Regions from separate parts of the Mus musculus genome. Here region 1 is linked to region 2. A link is a loop called in an ENCODE intact Hi-C map of the cell type or tissue named here. Cell type or tissue: left cerebral cortex. All regions are shown on one strand. Each heading gives the region's core, and the rest is flanking DNA. Links, peaks and the distances in the headings are about the cores only. Region 1 holds the start of Ly6h (lymphocyte antigen 6 complex, locus H). Region 2 holds the start of Zfp41 (zinc finger protein 41).

Evidence for each region. Hi-C counts contacts between places; a loop is a spot of excess contacts. Peaks named below come from ENCODE experiments on the same cell type or tissue, not always from the same donor. Only the 100,000 strongest peaks of a DNase experiment are listed, where the experiment ranks them.
Region 1: a loop joins it to region 2, with 6 times the contacts of the local background. A loop is called at or near these places in 8 of 42 quality-filtered maps.

The regions. Positions count from the first base shown.
Region 1 is chr15:75,558,806-75,570,081 of GRCm38, reverse strand. Ly6h (lymphocyte antigen 6 complex, locus H) reads left to right here and starts at 2,900. Exons shown (of 4, transcript NM_011837.3): 1 at 2,900-3,319; 2 at 3,823-3,950; 3 at 4,383-4,499; 4 at 4,741-5,337. The coding sequence starts at 3,318. The coding sequence ends at 4,976. In left cerebral cortex, for the core only: no CTCF peak of the experiment used is centred there; DNase peaks (open chromatin) are centred at 4,594, 4,704, 5,734, 6,677 and 3 more places; H3K4me3 peaks cover 2,602 bases; H3K27ac peaks cover 1,908 bases.
Region 2 is chr15:75,611,640-75,622,915 of GRCm38, reverse strand. Zfp41 (zinc finger protein 41) reads right to left here and starts at 6,232. Exons shown (of 3, transcript NM_001044718.2): 1 at 6,096-6,232; 2 at 3,225-4,872. The coding sequence starts at 4,715. The coding sequence ends at 4,119. In left cerebral cortex, for the core only: a CTCF peak has its summit at 6,270; DNase peaks (open chromatin) are centred at 6,362, 7,030, 7,305 and 7,660; H3K4me3 peaks cover 2,113 bases; H3K27ac peaks cover 2,203 bases.

The sequences.
Region 1 (11,276 bases), core at 1,579-9,578, 53 kb after region 2:
GTGCAACTCCGCAGGATCTGTCCCCAGTCCCCATTTCTCTATCCCCAACTCCTACAGTTTTCAGAAAGATCCCAATAGTGCCAACACCTGGGCACTGGCACTTGGCTGGTAACCTTTGTAACTAAACATAGTCAGTGCTGTGGTACACACCTGGACCCTCATCACTGCAGAAGCTGAGGCAGAAGGGTAGTGGGTTAGAGGTCAGCTTGGGCTACCCGGCATGACCCTGTCACAAGAAAATAAAACCAAAAGAAATAGTTCTGTTGATTAATTATAGTTGTGTGTGTGTTTTTGGGTATCAGGGAGCCTTTAGATACACAACCCATTGTAGAATAATTAAATGAAGCCAATCAGCTTTTCAACCTCTTGGGTTTTCAATGAAGACACTTAAAATACTTTATCTTAGTAATAAAAAAAATACATTGTATAAACTATGGCTCTGGGCTGTGTAACAGATCTTAATGACTTATCCTTCTGTCTAAGGGAAATTGTGTCTCTTGGTGCCCAGCTCCTGGGCTTTATCACTCTTTCTCTGCTCTTCAAATGAGATCATGCACACATTCCCTCCTTAACATCCTAGCTAGCACTGTGGTATTTCAGCTTTTTTGGGAATCATCCTCCTAATTGATGTCACGTTTTACATTTCATTGTGGTCTGAATTAGCAATCATCCTCCTAATTGATGTCACGTTTTACATTTCATTGTGGTCTGAATTAGCATTTCCTTGGTAACCAATGATATTTAGTATTCTTCTGCAAACCTGTAACTACCTGTATGCCTTCTTTTGAGACATATTTAGTTAGATCCTTTGTTGATTTTGAGTCAGGCTGTTTGTTTTCTTGCTACTAAGTTGTTTTCTAGACTTTTGGTTATCTGAAATTTTGTTTTACTCCTAATTTTAGACAAAGGTGCATAAAATTCTGACTTAGGCATTTCTCTAGCACTGCAAAGATCCTATTTCACCCTCTTTGGTTTTGATTGCTCTGCCCCAAGATTCTTTAGAATTATCTTCTCTATTTTCTAGGTTTTCCTGTCTTTGGTGGGCTGCAATTTTGCTATGTTGTGCTTAGGTAAATCATCATTTGTTATTTTGCTTATTATACATCAGAATCTCTACCAACACTTATCTTTCACCAGTTCTGACTTATTTTAAGTAGACTGTCTCTAAACACCATCACTGGAATTTCAATTAGACTTTTCTTAGCTCTCTGCACACAATCTTTTGTGGTTCTAAACTTCTTATTTTGTGTTACATCATTGATCTCTTGTGGGCAGGAGTCCTACCACTGAATTATATCCTTAGCCTTTCCTGATGATTTCTTCAAATTTGTCTTCCAGCTCATAAATTCCCTCTTCATCTGTGTCTAATTTGCTGGCTAATTTAACTCTGTGCTAAGTTGTTTTTCTTTTTTAAACATCAACTTTATTAAGATACAATATATCACATACCACACAACTCATTCTTTATTGAATACATTTCAGTGACTTTTAGTGTATTAATAAAGTTGTGTATCCATCACCAGAATCTAATTTTAGGGCATTTCATTACTACAAAATGATTAGTCGTGTCCCAAGCCGGTCATTCCTTTCCCTCCCTGTACTTGGCTAATCTTTCTGTCTTTGTTGGATTCTTACACTTTGGGGCATTTCATGTAAATAAAAGGGTGTGACATGTAGGGTGTTTGTTGCTTCCCCCCCGCCCCCCCAGATTTCTTTTTCAGTGATCACCTCCTTTTCCTGGGAGTCCTTTTAAGGCCTGCATTGGTCTTTTTTCATGTGAGCGAAGTTTCTTTCTGTCAGGTAAACTTGCGGTTTGGCTTGGGGTTGTGTGTTTCTTCTTCTAGCATGTCTTAATAAGCACATTGGCTTTGTGTTCGAGGAGGTTTGTTAGTGTTGAGGGAAATCTAGTCAGGCCGCCTGCCTTTTCAAGCTGCGGCATGATGAACAGGGGTTCAAGGACCATTTACTCCCCTAAAAACACTTCTTACCTAGAAGCCTCACCAAGCCTCTGCTCTGCAAGAATCCATACTATAGCTCAGCCTGTCAACCTGAGTGCAGGCTCAGGCACAGCTGCTCTCACCCCAGTCTGATGGCAGGCTGGCTCTGGGCTCCACAATGGAGTGGAGTGCGGGACTTCTTTTGCAGAGAATTGTGTATGAACTAATTCTTATCCTCGGCACTCTCTTCATCTAGATCCCTTCTTCAAAGTGTCTAGTCCCTCTATTCCTCAGCACTTGTGAACTACTCAAGTGCTCACGCTGTTTGATCACCTGGTGACTTGTGTGACCCTGGGCAGGAGGAGGCTCTATTGCTAAGTGTTCTCCTTACCTGTAACTCAACACCGAGACACCAAGGCAACATGCATCTATAATGTGCTGTTTAGATCAAAGAGAACAGACTATACGCTCAGACTGACAGCAGAGGTTGTCACATCTAGCAAGGACTTGGTATTAGTGACAGTCATTTGTCTGGTATGAGGTTCTGTGGTGGGGGTGGGGCGGGCGGGCAGAATCCAAGGTGTGCTAGCTGCTTTTTCCAGGGCCTAGGGTTTTGAACACGGAACACCTTTCCTCCTGTGTGACAAGGGAGCGAAGGGAGCTGTGGCTTACCCTGAGCCCAAGAGAGCTGGAAGGGCAGGGGGGGAGCAGGAGCCCAAGGTGTGAACCTGGTGTGATCCTTACACAGGGGCCAGGATTGTCATCTCTGTGTGTGGGTGTGGTTGGTAACAAAAGTCCCTAGGGCTGAGTTGCCGGTGGGCGTCGTCATGGGCACTCTTAGGAGTAGAATTGGCTGGAACTATCGGATGCGAGGTGGATGCTGGGGAGGGAGGAGCCCCAAGGCTGGGCGTCTGAACCCCACAGCCCTACCTCTCCGCTTCCCTCTTTCGCTGCGTCTTTGTGCATTTTGCTTCCTTTAGCAGCCAAAGCTCTTCCGAGAATCTGCAAGGGACCTCGGCCAAGCAGAGTGGGAGGATCCTCCCACGCCGGGTAGGGAGGTGGAAAAGGGTGGGGGGCTGCTGCGGCGGGAGCAGGAGCGGGAGACCTAGAAGGGGCGTTGCGCGCGGACGAAAGGCGCCGAGGCCGGGTAGGGCGACCTGCTGAGTGGCCTCCAGCCCTGGGCGCCCCCCACCCCGCGCGTCTCCCAGCTGTGCGAGGCCCCCGCCCCGGTTCCGCCCCGCCCCTCGCGCGGGGTCCGCGTCTGCGGCTGCGTTCCCCGAAAGACGAAGCTGCGCCCCGGTTCCGGTCCGCAGGGAGACCGAAGGGCATCGCTCCCCGCGCCGTGCCCGCCGCTGAGCCCGGAGTGCGGACACCCCAGGGATGTGAGTGCGCCCCCCACCCCGAGGCCCGCACTCCACGCCCCGATTCGCGGTGAGCGCCGAGGCGCGCGCGCGGGGACCAGGGGAGGGGACTCGGCGCGGGGTTCCCGGCCCCCCAGCCCAGGGGTGGGGACGAGGACGGGGACGCGGCGCGCAACCCTCCCCCGCCGGCAGGTAAGGTGCGCTCCCTCCTCCCGCTTTTCCTGTCCGGACGCACCTACAGCTCCTTGGGGAGAGAAGACAATCTCCCCACGCAGGTGCAGGGCGAAGGCTGCGGGGACCTCGGGTGGCCACCTCACCGGAGAGGGCAGACCTCTTTTCCCTGGAGGGGAGGCTGTGATGGTGGATGCTCCCGGTGATGGGTTGGGGGTGGGGCATTGCGAGCTCCTGGACCTCCCCCCCCCCCCCCGCGCGCTTTTGATTCCTGGGGGATGGTTACATCTTCAGGCCAGAAAAGGGAAGGGTGTTTAGGGTTGGGTCCTCTGACCGAGGCTATTCCCCTCCAGGCCTGCGCCCCAGAGGACCCCCGCCTGCAGCCCCCGCGCCTCTTTCAGGCCCTATCGGAGCATGCTGCCTGCAGCCATGAAGAGCCTCGGTCTGGCGCTGCTGGCCTTGCTTCTCTGCCCCTCGCCGGGTGAGTCGGGGGCCCGCGGGGAGGGGTCATATCACGGGAAGCACCACTCTTAGATCTCAGCTCCAGCCACCGGGGGCTCTCCCCACACTCGAGGGCATCCAGCGCCTTTCCACCTTTCTTCTAGTACTGCGCAGATGTCCCTCATTCTCAGAGGTTCAGCGAGCTTCCTATTAAGTCGGGTGGACCTTTCCTGTCTTGGAACCTACCTATCTTTGGGGGTGCTGTGTGTAGGAGTAAGAGGATGCGGGAGGCAGGATGTGTAGGCACAGCACAGGGTCAACCTGGAGGCCCACTCTGGGTCTTGTGGGAGTGAACTCTTCTGTGAGCATGGTTCTGCCGTGATAGCTGCAGCAGGTTGGGGAAGAGGGGGTGTAGGGTCTGGCTGTCCAGACTCGGGTTCCCCTGGTTATCCCTCTCTCATGCCCTGCCTAGCCCATGGCCTGTGGTGCCAGGACTGCACCCTGGCCAATTCCAGCCATTGCGCTCCGAAGCAGTGCCAGCCCACCGATACCGTTTGTGCCAGCGTGCGGATCACCGACCCCAGCAGCAGTAAGCCTGGACCGGGTGAGGGGGCGGGGCTACTGAAAGCTAGATCTAGGGAGAGATCAGAGGTGTCCTCTGAGTTCCTCTTCCCTGGGACAAGATCATGACTTTGAGGCAAGACAACACTGGCTTGTTCCTCCCTGGTTCCACGTCTTAAACTGATCTGGAGGGTCCTGGGTTCTAGGGAAGGGACAGAGCTCAGATGGAAGTGGACCTTAGCCCCCATGCCTTCCTTCTTTCCCCCCAGGCAGGAAGGATCATTCTGTGAACAAGATGTGTGCTTCCTCCTGCGACTTCGTTAAGCGGCACTTTTTCTCAGACTATCTGATGGGGTTCATTAACTCTGGGATCTTAAAAGTCGACGTGGACTGCTGCGAGAAAGATTTGTGCAACGGGGCATCGGTCGCAGGACGCAGCCCCTGGGCCCTGGCTGGGGGGCTCCTGCTCAGCCTGGGGCCTGCTCTTCTCTGGGCTGGGCCCTAAGACCCCTCCCTCCCTCCTGCTGGGCTTTGGAGCTTGTCCCCTAAGCCTGTTGCTGCCCCTCCCCAGCCTGGCCTGGCTGGGGCTGGGACAGCAAGGGTTTGGCATCAAGGTCTGAGGCTCTCAACCTCCCTAGATGTGAGTGAGCCTTCTCCGTTTCTCCACCAGCTCCATATCCCAAGCAGCTGAATATCTCCAGGAGTCCAGACATCCTGGCAGGAAGCTGGGGTAGGGGGGAGGGGGAGGGCAAGGGACTGAGACCCTCCAGGTCTCCAAGGGGAGGGAGGTCAAGCCAGGGACAGCCCAACAGCCTGGCCTGAGGGGCATTAACTACAGAGAAATAAAGTCACTTCTGAGTCTTGTGCCCGGGTCTGAGCCTGGGTGTTGGAGGTGGGGCATGGTCTTGGTAGGGAGTAAGTGCCAAACTAGGCACCGAGACCGGACAGATAGGGGATGGTGGGAGTGTATGCTAAGACACTTGGGGATGCTCTGAGGAGGGTTGCTTAGGGCTGGGAGCTTGGGAGGGGACAGTTAAGGAAGGTGGGGTGAGAGCTGAGATGGACAGGGTGGCAATGCGGGGCTGCCGGGGAGGCGTGAGAACTTTTCAAGCTCACCATGGGTGTAAGATGTACTCCTTCATGCGTTTCCCAATGCACATGGCCAGCCTGGGTGTGCGCTTCCCCGCAGAACGCAGCCAGCGTCAACTCTTCTGCTCAGTCACGTGTTCACACTCACAGGTACCTGCACACACACCGGCACCAAAATATCCTCACCAGTGTCCCCATCACCCCATGTGATGTGTTCAGGTGCACATTCACACCCTTCCTAGGATGCACATTCGCCCAACTGCAGACACTGCTCTGGGCCTCTTCAGCTCTCTATGGGTGGCTAAAGACCCTGGGGTTGGTTAAGGTGGAAGTAGAGGTCTCACTTCCTGAACTCTGCCCCTTCGCTGGATATCTGCACCTCGCTGCTCCACTATGAGTTGTGATCCAGCATGGATGGAGTACAAAGGCCCAAAGATGCTGATTCCCGGGGAAGGTGGCAAAGGTGGGAGAAATGGGGAGGACTTGTATGGGGAGATGAGCTGTCCCGGTCTTTCCATCCCCTGCTGCTGATCTTCAGTTTCATCCCTGAGTCCACCCAGCTTCCTGCTGCTTGCCAGATGCTCCACAGATGGTTTGTGTAGCTGGGTTCACCCTGCGATGCTCTGGGAACACCCCAGGCATTCTCTGAGGCCTGAATGTTGGCCAGTGCTTCCTTCTCCCATGCCACCTGCGGCTGACCCAAACCCATGATCACTGCTGGGTCCTGGGCCCCCAGAAAGAGAACTAGTTCCTGTAGGCTCTAGCCTTGACACTACTCCTGGGACCTGCACATGAGTGACCAGAGTCAGGCTCAGGTGGGTGACCGGGAAGGGGGAGACCCTGTTGTCACTAGTTGCTGATGTCTGAGGTCTGTTGTGGACACAGCCAGGGACTTGTCCCTAGAAGTTTGGTTCCTTTTGCATTCGAACTTTGCCTCAATGGTCCCTTCTGCTCCTTACCTCCTTCTAAAGTGCTCCCCCTGCTTATGCCTGGTGCCTAGAGAGCACTGAGCACAGTTGGAGCAGGGGAAAGATGTCTAGGGAGGGAACAGGGAAGCTGAAGTGGTGGATGCCTGGGAGAAGTCTGCGGAGCTTCTGGAAGGCTGAGCTGCCAGCTGAAGATGAGCCTGGAGCTCACATCCTTTCAGTCAACTCCATGCGCCTAATGTGTTGCCTGAATGGTCTTTAAAAACAAACAGGGGCAAGATTCTCTGACCTCCCTGAAGAAATGCATGAAGTTAGAAGGAGAACTCTCTTGTACCTCTGAGGGGATCCTGAGGATGGGGTAGCAGGCACAGAGGGTTGGGTCCCCTCAGCAACCTTATTTGAGTTGCCAACATCCTAATCTCAAGGAGAGGTCCATTGCTAGCTTTGGTGTGGCATTGGGGTGCCTTCCACATCAGTGACAGGTACAAGCTCTTTGGACAGGGCTGACTGTGTCCCTTGCCCCCCCGCCCCCCGTTTTTTAAATTATTACATTTAGTTTTTATTTGCTTCATTGTGAATGTGTGCAGTGGAGCACACACGAAGGACCGAGGACATGGGGGGAGTTAGTTCTTTCTCTTTCCATCATATGGGTTCTGAGGATGCCATTCAGCACCACCCTTGGTGGCGAGAGCCTTTATGGACTGAGGCATCTCATCTCCCCTCCTGTCCTCTCCTGGCCCTTTTTCTCAGGAAGCTCCTTAGCAGCCTCCTTCCAGGGAGTTGTAGTTGGTGTCTTGTGGGTTTTCCTGACTTGTTCTGGGAACGGACGGTTCTGGTTTATTTAGCCAGCCCTTAGTAGGGACTCAGTTATTTTCAGATTTCTGACACTGGCTTTGGAGGGTCTATCCTTGTCCTCCTGCTAGGGGCTGAGGTGATCATGTATGAAGGGCTGATTTGAGAAACGGGGAGGCAGGCAGAGAAGAAATGCTAGGAGGCTATAGGTCCTCTAACAAGGCAATGGATCTCTCCTGTCTCCCTGTTACATCCTTTCTAGCTGTGTACTGTCAGGGGTTTCTGTCCATCCAATAGATAAAGGATAGAACCTTGCTGACATTCCATCTGACAACATGTCAGCAATGAATGTCCTTGAGGTTCATTGTCACAGTGTCCCTTGAGGAGTTCCTGATTCCTTCCTGCCGACCTTCCATGCCAGCACTGGCCCTTCCTGGCATACACAACTCTATGTAGGTTTGGTAGTTTGGTGGTTGCTTCCTTCTGTCTTGCTTTATGGTACCACATGTCTGCTATACCGAGGCTGGGAACATTGAGGTCTGTCTCAATGTCTGTTTTATACAGTGTGGGGCTTCCTGCCTCAGAACCTCCTCTGTCTTCTTGTGAATCCGTACCATGTGTTCTTGAATGTTGGCAGGCTTGGTAGCTGCACTCAGACATCCATCCATCCATCCATCCATCCATCCATCCATCCATCCATCCATCCACCTGAGCTTCGTTGTAGCAGGAGGGAGGGGGTTGTTCAAAGCTGCCACTGTCTTTCAGTCACTTATGAAACAGCCCAATCTCTCCACTGATTTAAACCACGACCTACACAACATGATGCATTCTTACCTAGACAGGATGCTCAAGAGCTGCCACCTCTCTGGTTCTGTCACTGGTCTTGGCTATGCCATTTCAATTGGAGGGAAACAGTTTAATGGCTGCTGAGGCAACTGACCTTCGTGATTCCTCTGGGAACATTGCCACTTCTGCCCTTGATTCTTATATGGACGAAGTCTCCCATAGCCAGAGTCTCTTGATAGAATCTGTTTTAGAGTTTGCTCTCTGGGGTCTGATACTGGAGTGCAGATACACCAGGGCTCCTGGAATGGTATCTCTCTAAAGGACCATGGAGCTCTCTTCCCATGGGCTGCTTGCCTCTCTAGGTGTGAATGGCTGGCCTCTCCATAGCTTCGATGGTAGTGTAACAATAGGCCCTTTTCTTTGAAATCCGGTTAGTCATATTTGTGCAAGAAGCTGATGTTTTTTGGCTTCCTGTCCCCCCACCCATAAATGGTTAGTGAACCATTTATAAGCAAGCAAATGAGAGCTACTGACAGGTAAGTGATGGGCCCTGAGTTCCCTAGCCTTTGTACCTCCAGAAGCCTAACCCCCCCCTTTTGCTTCTCTGAGAGCAGAACAGACACCCCTAAGAGGAGTTGCTCAGACATTTCAAAATAGGGAGCATGTAGTCAAGGGGACGGGGGGGGGGGTCCACTCAGCTAGGACATCCCTGTTAATGGGTGCCCTCCCAAGGTCCCAGATCTGAGGGTGGTGATGGGGTGATGGTGGGCCCCAGGCAGCCCCAGAAGAGCAGCTTGGAGGAGTTGACAGATACAACAAGGATGAAGATGCTCTTGGCTAATGACCATTGGGCTGACACAGGTTTCCACAGATGCCTGAGTGACAGATGTGCTGTCTGCTCTCCCCACTCTCTATTAGCCACCACCACCCTGGGAGGATGACACGGATGGCTGCTTTGAATAAGACAGGTGTAGGCTGCCTTGGTGAGTAGCTAGGTCTGGAAATAAAACAGCAGGAATACTATCATTATGCTCCTTATCTAGCCGAGTGGTGGTCCCTGCACATATACACTGTCTGCTCCAGTGCAGACCCCAGTGTCTGTCTGATGCACATGCAGAAGGCTTAATGGGACTTGGTGAGTTGAAGGCAGTGTTCAGCAGAGACACATGCTGCACCAGCTATATGGCCCTAACCCTGGGATAGCCGATCTGAGCCACCTCTCCCAAAGTCAAACATGCTCACAACCTCTGAGCTGCCCACGAGACCATGGGGCTAGGAGGCATAGTTTAAAATCCCTGCAGCAGGAAGGTGGGATCCACAACACTGAGGCTGACCAGAAACACAGAAGTTTGCACCAGTGAAACAGATACAGAACACACTACAATTAGCAGGGAAGGAAACCCCCTGCCTCTAAATTCACTACTGTTCCCACCAAGGTATAAAAATCACATGGTCTCCAAATGAAGACATCTAACCTTGATTCCAGTTTTCCCATTATTTTGTTCAGTTTCTGTGTTCATGGCACAGAGTCCTTGCAGAGGGTGACTGAGTAGTGACAGTGATCCAGGAGTCTCTTCCCAGAAGGCCTTCCCACTACCTTAAGAGCTACACTCACCTTTGCTCACATTAGACTGTTTATTCATATTTCAATTCGATTTTACAAGTCAAGAATGGCTGATGAATTTACAAGAGAAGCTCTCTCCCATCTGTTGACACAACCAAGTGTGCCACCAGCTTAATGAGCAGATAATGTGGTGAGTTGCATTGTCAGGTTTCCTGATGGCAAGCCACCTAGGTCCTGGTGACATTATTTCAAATGCTCCCATATTTAAACAGGCAGTGTTTGGTCAGCATGTTTGTGTCAGATTTGTCCGAGGTGCTCTGACATCTTCATCAGAGGCGAGTTTAGCACCGTGGCTGCTAGACAGTGCCACACGCATCCCCTGCCTTCCGTGTTCTGCTTGGAAACCAATGGAATCCTCCAACATCATGGGCAGCTGTCTGTCAGCAGCAATGGGTACCCTGTGCCCTCCCCGCTCTCTCCTTTCCTCATGGGTACAGGGAGTCTCTTCCATGGTGCTGAGCACACATGCATCTCCTTCTGCACCTGATGTGCCCAGTTCATCCCATTGCTACCTCTTCATACGAGAGAAGTAGATTTGAAAGAGATAGGATATCAAGAGTAAGACAGGGATCAATGGTAGAGCACTTGTCTAGCATATACAGCCCCTGGGTTCAATACTCAGCTTCCCTTAAAAACAGAAGCGTGAGGCTAGACAGATGGCTCACCTGTTAAGGGCTTCTGTTGCAAAGGACCTGAGTTCAATTCCCAGCACCCACATAGTGGCTCAAAACCATCCATACATTCAGTTCCAGCAGATCCAAATCTTTCTTCTGACCTCTGTGGGCACCAGGCGCATGTGTGATGCAATACACACATACAGGTAAAATATTAATACATATAAAATAAATCTTAAGGAAACAAAGAGAAGAGGAGAGGAGGGGTGGGTAGGTGTTGAGTTGGAAGTCTTCACTGATTTTCAGGAAATGCCAGACTGCCTCCATTAAGATTTCTCCTCCCTACTCCTTGCTATCTGACCCTCTTTGAGAGTTACACCCTCCCAACACGGTCCTGAGGTGTGAGGCAGAACATCCTGCTTGAGGGCTATTTGTGCATGTGGAGTTGGGGCTGGGTCTAGCCTCTGACTCTGCTCCTTCTGTTACAGGCTGGCAGAATGTTGGTCCAGGATCAGGGGCTGGAAAGCAGTAGAAACTATGGGTTGAAGGGAGGTTTTGTCCTATTCCCACTTAATTCCCTCCGGGACTCTGTACCAGCCATACCCCATAATAAGCAGGGTGGATACATCAGAAGAGATGGAAAATGCTGATAAAATGTGCTGTTTATTAACTGTTTTATTGCTTGTTGGGTGCTAAGTGCTAGTCTCTAGGGTCTGGGATGCAGCAGTAAATAGGATAGAAGGGCGGGTACTCCCATGAATTCTTGTGTGCATGGGTGTGTGCATTCAGGGTATATGAGTAGCTAGGGTATATGGGTATTCATTTTCAGCAGAAGTTCCAAAGTGGGACGCACACTTATATTTCAGATTCTACAAGGCTCTAAGGCTGAACTTAGTGATTGTAGAGAGTTAAAGTGTTGCAGACCACAGCCAGATTGCCGTGGGCTATTTTTAGTCTCTTTGAAAGTCATTCAT
Region 2 (11,276 bases), core at 1,363-9,362:
CCAACAGTATCTTCTGGCCTCTGACAACACTGCATGTATGTGGTAAACAGACAAACACAAAGAAATAAAGATAATCAAAAAACAATGTAAATGCATGCCAACATACAAAGAACTTTGCATCACTAAAACCCCAGGCACAAGCCAGTGCAATACCTGGACTTTCTTTTTTTAAGACAGAGGTCTTACTATATAGTCCTGACTATCATGGAACTGGCTATGTAGACCAGGCTGCCCTTGTACTTAGAGATCTGCTTGCCTCTGCCTCCAAAGTGCTGAGATTAAAGATGTGTGTAGCCACTCCTGGCCACACCTCAATTTTCACACACCAAGTCACTGAATTCTAGTTGATTCTTCGGAGTTGGGCACCATCATCCCCACTGTACATTGAGACACAAGGTTCAGCAGTACACCCAACATGGCCAGATCCAGGCAAGGAGAAAGCTGCAGCTGACAGACTCATCTCATGTTCTCGCCACCTCCTTTCTCCTCATGGGTCAAGACATTGGCTTTAACCATGGTTCTCTGGCTATGTGTGGTGCTGTGGGCCTTTAATCCCATAGCCTAGGAAGCAGAGGCAGGTGGGTCTTGGTGAGTGGAGGCCAACCTGGTCTACTCAAAAGCAAACAAAACAAAACAAACCAATCCAAACCAAACCAAACCAAATGCAAGTAACTTGATTCTTCTTCTCAAAGAACCCTGGGCTGGGGTATAGCTGAGTGGCAGAGCAACAGCCCAGCACTCACAAAATCCTGGTTCCATCTCCAAGACCACAAAAGCCAAAAAGTGACTGTGAACGAACCTGTGTGTGTGTGGGTGGGTGGGGAGAGGGGGTGGATAACTCAACCATGCTACCCAGACACTGCCACAGTGTCTCTCAGGGCCAACCTGGGGCTATCTGATTGAACGGCACTGTCCGAGCCTGTCCCATACATCCTGAATGTAGAGAAGACATCAAAGAATAGATTATTTGCAATTTAATCCAGAAAGGGTCATGTGGCTCAGTTAGGAAGTGGCTGAGCTGGGATCAGCTATGTTTCTCTTTAAGTTAAGGGCTCTTTATGCAGCCATGCAAAGTGACAAGAGTTATCAGAGCACTGCACAAATCGAATCAAATCAGACAATGCAGGCAGCCTTGGGTTGTGTTTGACTAATCTCCATTGTTGTAAAGTCTGTGTCCACATTGTCACTCTTCTGGAACATCAAACTGCTGCAGTCTAGTTCTGGCACCCAGGGCTCCAGATGTCCTTAAGCCAGCTTTCTGACCAACAGCTAGCTCTAGCTCTGAAGGAAGGGCTAGGCTTACAGAGGGCTTGGCACACCAAGCCTGCAAGCTCTCTGTGGCTCCAACTCTCTTACATCCTCATGAAGAATAGGGGTCAGAATCACGTGTGGTGGTGCATGCCTATAAAGCCCAGTACTCTAGAAGCTCAAGCAGAGAATCATGGAGAGTTTAAGGCCGTCAGTCTAGGCTACACAGTTAGTTCTCAGCAGCCTGAGCTACACATCAAGACCCTGTCTTAAACAAAGTAAAAATGAGAACCTGAGGGAGCACTTTGCCCTATTTTAGCCATTTTGATAGTTTACGCCTATGACTCCAGGCTTAGGCAGGACTGTGAGTGAGGCCAATTCAGGCTACACAGTGAGATCCAAGACAACCTGGGCTAGAGTGAGACCCCCATCTCAACAAAATAAAACAATAAAACAAATGGGCTGGCAAACAAGTCATGGCAGCACCTCTTTCTGCCAAATTTGGTTAGGACACGGCCACACCCATTCATTCTGTGCCCTCTGTAAGGACTGTGCAGCATGTGAACAGGTGAGTGGCTGTGTGGCTGCAAAGACAAGAACAAAATTCATGTGGAATGACACTGGGCCACCCTGCGGAGTGGCCCTCTGGGTGTATATGAACACACACACTCTGCCTTTGTGGCCCTCTGGGTGTATTATATGAACACATACTGTCTTTGGTTTCCCCTCAATACTGAGGGAACTGAAATCCTGTACCCTAAAACCTTAGCACACATCCTTAAGGACAGGGCTACAGGCTGGGAGCAGGATGCTGCCTTGCCACCTGGCAGCATTCCAGGCTTCCAATGTCCCTAGAGTTTGTGGGTAACCCCTCTATTCCAAGACCATGCTGCCCAAGTATGCCATGTAGCTCCTACACCAGCTGATACTCATCTTCTCACAATTTCACCTCATTAGATTTTCATATTAGATTAAGCCTTCCTCTCCCATGGGGATCAAGACTGGTAAAATACTCCCGGGGATGCTTGCATAAGGAGAGTGCAGTGTGGGAAAACCTCGACCTGGAAGGTTCTGCTCCATGAGGAGGGAGGGGCAGTAAAAGCAGCCTGGTCCAACAGCAGCCCCGGCTTGCACTTCCTAACAGTGCATCAGCAAACCTGGCCAGGTCAGTGCCACAGGAGGCACCAGAGACACACAGTGTTGTTTCAGCTTCTAGAAAGAGGACGGCTAACCTTGTCATTGTGGCAACTGTCTGAAAAAGCAACTTAAGGGTTTCTTTGGCTCCTGGTTTGAAGGGATACAGACCATCATTGTGGGGAGTGTGACACGACTGGTCAAATTACTACAGTTGGGAAGCAGAGAGATGAATGTCGGGCTTTTCTTTTTAAACCTCTGTGTATGTCTCTAGTGCTGTCTGCATGGAGGGCAGGGGGGAGGTCAGAGGACAATTCTGAAGCATGGGGGAGGTCAGAGGACAATTCTGAAGAGCTGGGTCTCCATTGCCATCTTTTGCATGGGTTCCAGGACTGAACTCAATTGTCAGGCTTCTGTGAGAAGCAAGTGCCTTTGCCTGCTGAGCTGTCTCCATGGCCCAGCTTTCTCCTTTTGAATTCAGTCTAGGACTCGAGCCTGTGTGATGGCGCTACCGACATTTAGGTAGGTCTTCCCTCTTCCGTTAAATCTCCCTGGCAACACCCTCACAGACACACCTGATGTGTCTCCTAGGTGATTCTAGATCCAGTCAGGTTGACCATGCAGATTACCACACCTGGTCAAACATTCCAACCAGGGAACATAACCACCTGCATCGTTTGGGCAGTGCCCTCTCATGGTTTCTGTACCTGCTGACAAGCCCTTCTCTACTTCTGGCTGAGTCCTCTTTCTGGGACCCTTTCTTCAGGGCAGACGCCCCAAAGACCAAAGCCATTATTCGTTACTTTATGTCCAAATCGCTGCCAACTTTCCCCCCAACTTACCCTCCTGGTCAGCAGTCACTTGCTGTCTTTAGAACACAGACCTCACACAGCATCATCGTGGGGCAGACAGTAGACAGAGTCACGTGGTCTTGCCCTGCTGACCAGCAGGAAGTGGAATTGACCGGAATGGCAGGCTGCTGTGGGGTGGGGCCACAGTTGTTTTTCAAGGTGCAGTGGGCAGAAGCTACTGATGGCACCCTGGAGCTACAAGGCCTAGCCTAAGAAACCTGCCACTATGCCAGGGTGCCAGGGTCTGCTGAGGCTTTGGATGGATCCAGGCTACTTGTCTACGATGTGGCTGGGACAAGAGAAAGCAGTGTAACCCAGCTCTAGGCCCAAGGGTTGAGCTCAAAGACTGTGGTTTCAGCCAGAAGAGTGAAACTCTAGGATCACTGAAGTCAGCTGCACAGAGATGAGCAAGCAGGACTTGGTGCTGTCCTCAGAGTTGGTCAGAATGCTGCCTGTCATCCACCTCAGGGTTCCTCGCCCTAGCAGACAGCATGGGGCTGAGCATACAGAGTCAGAAGTCTTCAAGAGAAGAGACAAAAGCACCGTGGTTGGTGCAGACAGAGGCAGCAAAGGAAGGCAGTGGCCCTTGCCAACAGGGGTGTCTCTTTAGCTCTACAAAGTTCTCAGCGACCCAAAACTGTTCCAAAGATGGCCCTGAGTAACATAAAGTAGTCTGGAAAATGGCTGGAGCTTCAGGAAGCTCCGGGAAGCACCATGTTACTACTAAGTGAAGACTCGAAGGGCAGAAAGCCTCTGTGGGCTCTCATGTCTGATGGGTAGATTTTCCTCTCAATGACAGATGGGTGGCTGGATGAGCATACTGCGTAAGACCTCTGGACCATCATCAGGTGTTTGACAAGGATCCATAGCTGTAGACCGCCCTGCTCAGTGCTTCTTCCTCGGATGACGCTTCCGATGCCGGATGAGGCAGGAGCTGTAGGCGAAGGATTTTCCACACTCCTCACAGCCATAAGGTTTCTCTCCAGTGTGCGTTTTCTGGTGTTTTAGAAGGTTAGAACCACAGTTGAAGGCTTTTCCACACTCCCCACATTTAAAGGGCTTCTCACCGGTGTGAATTCTTTGATGTTTGGTGACATCTGAGCTGTGCCTGAAGGTCTTCCCACACTGGTCACACTTAAAGGGCTTCTCTCCAGTGTGAACTCTCTGGTGGCGAATGTGATCTGTCTTGTGTTTAAAGATCCGTCCACATTCACCACACTCATAGGGCTTCTTCCTCTGAAAAGGGACAAACACGGGGACACCCTCAAAGTCATCTTTAAACGAGGCATCGAAGGCATCAAAGATATGTGCTTCGTCCTCGGGGCTCAGGACAGGTTCTTTTCGGGGTCTGCGGGGCTTTCTTGGCTTCTTGGTTGCCTTTTTCCCCTTTGATGTTTTCTCTCCCTTGACAGTGGCCTTTTGCGCACCTGCCTCCTCCTTTGGGGCCTGACTCTTCTTTTTCCTAGTTGCAGGCTTTTCCATTGCTGCTCTTAGGAAGCAGGAAACCCCCCTGGAGGCCAGGGAAGGCTGAGGGTTTTCAGACAGTGGCTGCCTGGCTCCTTCTCTGGGACTTCGCTGTCAGGGACAGCTCCTGCGTACGAAGCTGCATCAAGCAGACAGAACCACGGTCGTCTTGCTTCTGGAGGCAAAAGCATGAACAACAGGTCAGAGGCAGCTCTTAGCTCTCTGCAGCTCCACTGTCTTTCCAGCTGCTCACATGATGAGCCCCTCAGACTAAAGTGGACTCCCCAGAGCTCTAGCCCCAGGCCTATAAGCTGAGCTCAGAGCCTCTGGTCCACTGTATGCTCATCTCTTTGAGTGACTCTCTCACTCAGCCACAGACACTCCTGGGCCTGAAGACAAGATTTTCACTCATCCCAGAGAAAGCCATAGCCATCATGGACCGATGGCCATTTTCCACCTCCCCAAACAGAACCTTCCCCGTTCTTCCTTATCCTCTCTACCCGCCCACATTGGGACTGTGCAAACACCCTGGAGTAGGAAGTAACTCTACCATACAACAGCCTGGTTCTGAGCCTGGAAAACTCAGGGCTCTCCTCATAATCCACAGCAAACCCCATCAGACCCCCAAAGGATGCCTCTTGTATTGATGAGGCTCTCTCTATGTGACCCCTCTTTATCTCTAAACCTGCACCATCCCCTTTACTCCCAGAGGCCCAAAGGGGTGGGCTCTGCTGGCAGTTCCATCTAGAGCACCCACACTTTCCCAAAAACACTTTGGGAACACACTGTATTTTGTTCTAAGCATTTGACAAATACCCACATATCTAACCCAGCAGATAAAATTCTTATCCGGATTCAGAGTCCAAGATCCAGGCGGCTAGGTGACTGTTTGCTCTATGTCAGCATCTGAAAGTGTTTGTCTTTTGTGGGACAGCTCAGGAGACACCTGAGAGTCCCTGTCTGCAGCATCACTCAGTACCAATTCAAACACCATCACTCTGGTGAGAGGAATGACAAGCGGGACCCAGGTGTCTGTGTCTGCTCACCAAGGACCATCCTCACTGAAAACTTAAATAGTCATTAAAACCAGAGAAGACCCCAGCGACTTAGCTTATTGCCCCCTCTCTTCACAGGCCTGTGCACAGGAGTAGGTGCGAGTGATTCAGGCAACTTAGTTGAATTCCGCTGACCTAGGGACTCAGGTCCATCAAGGAGCTGCTGGAGCCGGCAGGATAAGGCGCTCAATGCATCCAGCAACAAGGGGCTTCGCTAGGTAGCCCGGCCCACCTTCCCCGCCTCCAAGGACCTCTGCAACACCGCCGAGGTGGTCCACAGAGAAACGACTCAGAAGCCGGCCTTCGCCCGGTCGGGGCTACCGTGCACACACGCAGAGAGTACCTGATGGGTGCCGAGCACAGACGCCGGCGGAACGTGGCCGTAAGCAGGCTGACCGGCGGGCGGGCGACCGTTAACAATGCCCACTTGAGCCCGCCACTCCCGCGCCTAAAGGCGCCCGCCCCTCTGGTGCCGCTCTACCTTCCCCGGCCTCTCGGTGGTGCTGCCGCGCACCCTAAGCCCCGCCCACCGCTCGAAACCCACTCCAGTGCCGCTCTAGGACCCTTGCCGGGTTCTCGGTGGTACCGCCGCAAGCTCCGGAGCCCCGCCTGCTCGTTCACGCCCTTCTGGTGTCGCTCTAGGAGCAGCCGCCCGGCCTCTCTGTGATCCCGTGCTGCGGCCGTAGGCCCGCCTACCTCTCCCCGCCCCTTCGGGTCGGCTCTAGGAGACACTGCCCTCGCTCCTTGTGATGCTGTGGCTGCGGGCTCGAGCTTCGCTTGAGAGGATGCTAAGCAGGCGTCTGTGCCTGTGCAAGCTTCTGGGCTGCGGGCGGCGCCTTTCTCCCGGCGTGCGCCTCTTCTCAGGACTCCAAGCCTTCTTCTGCAGGCTTCGTGTTATTTCTCAGTCATCGGGTTTGCCATCTGTGGCACGCCGGGATGGCGGACCCAGTAGTGCACGGCCTGTAGCCCCCTGGAATCATCCGACCCCGCCCCTCCTTTCCGGCAAAGCCAGGGTCCCCTGCTCTGTCCTTAACGCGGGCCTTTACAGATATTTAAATCTAGTCACTTCTTGTGCTCTTTCGACTTTCTGGGTATATTCTCCACTATTATATTTGGTTAGGCTGGCTTAGAACTAGCAATCTCTTGCCTCGGTCGAGTCCTGGGACGATAGGTGTGGCCCACGGCGCTTGGAGAATGAAGTTATGAGAAACGAATCGAGAGCTGTTGTGTGCTTGGTGAAGTCTCCCTGGGGGCGCCATTTTACATGACTAGTACACAGTGTTAGTGCCTCCTGTGCTGCAGAAGCCTGTATCAAACCTCTAACAGACCCTTTCTTTAAGTGTCGTCTCCACCTCATCCGTTTAGATTCAACGCCAACATGCTAGATAAATGTAATTGTCCAGCGTGCAACTTGGCGGAGCTTGCCGATTATCATTCAGGCATCGCTGTCTAGATTCACAAGAGTGGCTGTGTATTGAATGGTGGTTCATTCAGCCTCCTGAACAGCTGCCTCTGCGCTGTGTGCATCACAGCTTTGGGATCCTTTGTCCACTGAAGGACGTGTTTACAAGGTTGTTGGGAAGCAGCGCCCCCCCCCCCGCCCTCCCCCCGTGCTGTTTCATTTCCCTGGGACCGTGCCCAGGAAGGCAGTTGCTAGGTCCCAAACTGCATGTTGCCTTTTGCAAGAAACAGACAAGCTGCTTTCCAGAGAGCCTGTGCCATTTCTCATTCATTCCTACCAGTGGCATGGGGCTTTCTGGCTTACCAGCATTTGGTACAGGGAGGTAGGGCATCTCCTTGCTTGCTTTCCCCAGAAGGTTAGTGGCCTGTGTGCTTCCTGCCATCTTTCATGTAGTCCCCAGTCTCTTACCTATCCTCTAATGAGGTGGGCTGAGCTGGATGCGCATAGACTGTTGGTATCATTCTTGTTCTTTTCAGCTCTCAGGCATGCTCCAGCTTGTCCCTACCCCCACGCCCCTTCATTTGTGGAAGAGATTCTGTTTTGGAGTGGCTCCTCTCTGGAGAATTATACCCTTCTCTTGTCAGTGAGACTCAACTGCTAAGCCTGTGGCTTGGGCTTGCTCACGTGGTCCAAGTTTTTCTCTAAGAAGACAATGAAGTGTCTTCTGCTAAGAAGCTCCAGTGTCTGGACACAAGCTCTGAGCCATCTGGACACATGGCCCCTTTGTCTGGTGGCCAGGATTATTTGCTGTGTACAGCTTAGGGTCGGCCTGAGGAGATGCTGTCTTCAGTGATATACAACTGAGACATGTCTGTTCCTGACAGTGGCCGTTCACATGGGAACCTGGGTAGTGTAGGGCCTCCCTAGTTGCAATGGATTGTCTTTGTGTTAATGTCACTGCCTTGTTCCTGCGTCACTGGCTTCTACAAACCACAAGGTCCTTGGAAGGGCAATGGTAATGAGTCTCCTTCCTCAGGATTTCCTGCCTTGGGGAAAGCACCTGCTCCCCTCCCTCCCCACCCCCCCATCCACCACCACCACCAGGATTTTTACAACTCAACAAGGAACAGTAAGACCACTATAAATGGTTGCTTTCTGTCCTGGGAGGCAGGAAGATTCCAGAGAGCCCCTGGACTCTGTCAGTGAAACTGAAACTCTTGTCCAGCACCAGCCAAGAACAAGAGCTAGTGACCCTACAAGTGAGTATTCGTTGTGAATACAAAATGTCAGAAACAGATAAACACATTTGTGTCTTTTTACAATATCAGAATTTATTGAATAACAAATAACAAATTCACAAGCTACATTGGCTTCTTTGACTGGTATTTGTCAAGTGGTTCAGATTGGCTCTTGCTAGTGACCGAGGCAAGCACAGCTTCTTTTATTCCTGTGAAGACTACTAATGTTAACACTCTAATTAGACCTCAACTGGCACACGGCAAGTATTTCTGGCCATAGGTAGGTTACAGAATGTCTGCAACAGGGTTAAGAAGATTGCTGTGGAATTCAGGGAGGCCATAGTGGAGGTAGAGGCAGGAAGCTGACATAGAGGCAGAGTCCCTGGTAGGGTGAGTGACAAGTCCTGTTAGGGAGCTGCTGCTAGGGACACTGGCAGAGCCACACCCCAGAGTTAGAGTTCAGCTGAGCTGCAGTGTGTAATGGAGCTAAGGAAGTGAGGTGAAACCTACACTAGTGTCATGGTACTAGAGGCAATGGGCAGCCCTGTGTCCAGATGGGCAGAGAGAGAGATGGATGGAGTTGACTCAGCGGTGAAGACCAAGCTAAGCTGAAGTTCCCATGGCAGCTGGGTTTTCTTTTCTTGCTGGCCCCTCAACTTGAACGTATATCAGGGTGGTCACAGGACAGGTTTGTGGGAGCTGTTCCCATTTTACTGTTGGGATGCTTTAAAATCTTTTTCCCCCTTATCTTTATGTCTGTATGAATACACGTGGAGACCACTTTGTCAGTCTTGTTTGAGGCAGGCTTTCTTTGCTGTTTGTTAGCTGGCCTGTGAGCTTTTGGGGATTCTCCTGTCTCCTCCTTCCATCTTGCCGTAGGAAGAACACTGGGATTATAGATATGTGCTGCCACATTGGGCTCTTCCATGTATTGAGTGAGGGTCACAGCTCGGGTCCTCATGCCTGTGCAATAAAAGCTTTACCCACTAAACTATCTTCCCAGTCCTATTTTTATTTTTTAACTTAAAAAAAAGAGTTATGTATGTGTGTGTGTGGTGGTGGTGGGGAGTGGGGACTGGAGAGATGGCTCAGTGGTTAGGAGCACTGACTGCTTTTCCAGAGGTCCTGAGTTCAATTCCCAGCAACCATATGGTGGCTCACAACCATCTCTAATGGGATCTAATGCCCTCTTCTGGTGTGTCTGAAGACAGCTATAGTGTACTCATATACATAAAATAAATAATTAAAATAAAAGAGGTGTGTGTGTGTGTGTGTGTGTGCACTTGAGTGTGTGTGTTCTATGAGCATGTTTGTGTGTAGGAGTGGATACCCTATAAACAGGCACAGGCTATAGGAAGACAAGATTGGGCATCTTGTTCTGTCATGCTCCGCTTTCTTCCCTTGAGACAGGGCCTCTCACTGAACCTGGAGCTAGGCTGGCAGGAAGCCCCAGTGATCCTCCTGCTCTCCCCCTCTGTCCTCCCCTGCTGCCCCAGCTCTGGGTTTATGTGCAGCCATGCTCAGCTTTTTACTTGTATTCTGGGAATTTGAGCTCAGAACCTCATGTTTGCATAGCAAGAACTTTAACCCCTAGACTATCTCCCCAGTCCCAAGAGTGGCTATTTTTATAGAATCATTTCCATATTTTTACTTTTATACCTTACCTGTGTTGTTTTGGTCAGAAGAATAGAGGATATGAATCATTTCCGCCTTGGGCGGAGACGTGGCATTCTGTATCTGACATTCTGTGCAGGGGTCTTGTTGTAAAAGCCATTGTCACCTCTCTTCAGAGTTAATCCAAATGGCTCTGTCACTCACCTGGGCGTGAAAGCCAGCTATTCCAGAAATGTTAAGAAAATCATTATGCCCAGGTTGATGGCTCAGCAAGTAAAGGTGCTTGCCACAGAGACTGGTGATTCTGGTCCCTAGGGTCCACATGGTGATGGCTGATTCTACAATAGCTCAGGCTTTGTTGGAAACAGACCTGTGGGAAGCAGATCTGTAATTCCAGAAAGCCAAATCTGCTTCCAGGCTGGGATAACTATAGGGCAGAAAAGTGGGAAGAGAAGTGAAAATGTTCCTTTTAGGCCCACTGTTGGCTGTTGCTAGGGGTAACGAAGGAAATAAGGCACATGGTGGGTAAAAGAACATCAGGTGACTAATAAGCATCTCTCAGGCCTTTTACCTGAATGGATAGACTGGGGAGTGCCAAGAATCAAGAAAACAAGTCACTGGGAACCAAAAACCTTTATGTTTCAGGAATTGTCTCTATTTAGCCAAAATGAAGCAGCTTTGCAAAGCAACGTGGTCCTGGCAGACAGGTCCCACCAGATTCTCTGCTGTGGAGAGAGATGTCTGGGGTGGGAGCCACCCTAGGACTCTAAGGGGGGGTGACTAAGAGTTCCTGTAAGTGAGGCCATTCAGGGTGACTGGAGGATCCATGCTGAATCCTGGGCTTATTGGTCCCCTAATATGTAAAACATTTGAGCTTTGGTGGATGCTAGGCCTGAGTGTGCTCTGATTCATGGGAACTTCCCTGAACATTAAGAGGCAATGGCAGCAGCGGTTAGATATGGAGGAAGGCCAGTACAGGTGAAACACACTAAGCTCGTCCCAAGGTTAGGCAATTAAGATTTTAGATTTTTCTTAGCAAGAAAATAATCTAGGAGTTGGTACGTTGCTGGGGTACTCACTGCATACCCCCATCTGCTGAGTGTAGCTACTTCATCTAAACTGGAACATTCTCCCCACCCCCACCCCCAAAGGAAGGCTCTTAAGACTCAGGTAGTAAGCAAAATGTGTAAGGTTTACAAGGCTCCTGCTCAAGGTTACAAAACCAGAAAATAATCGCCTGTGGGAGGAGACTTCCCACAAGGCAGAGCTA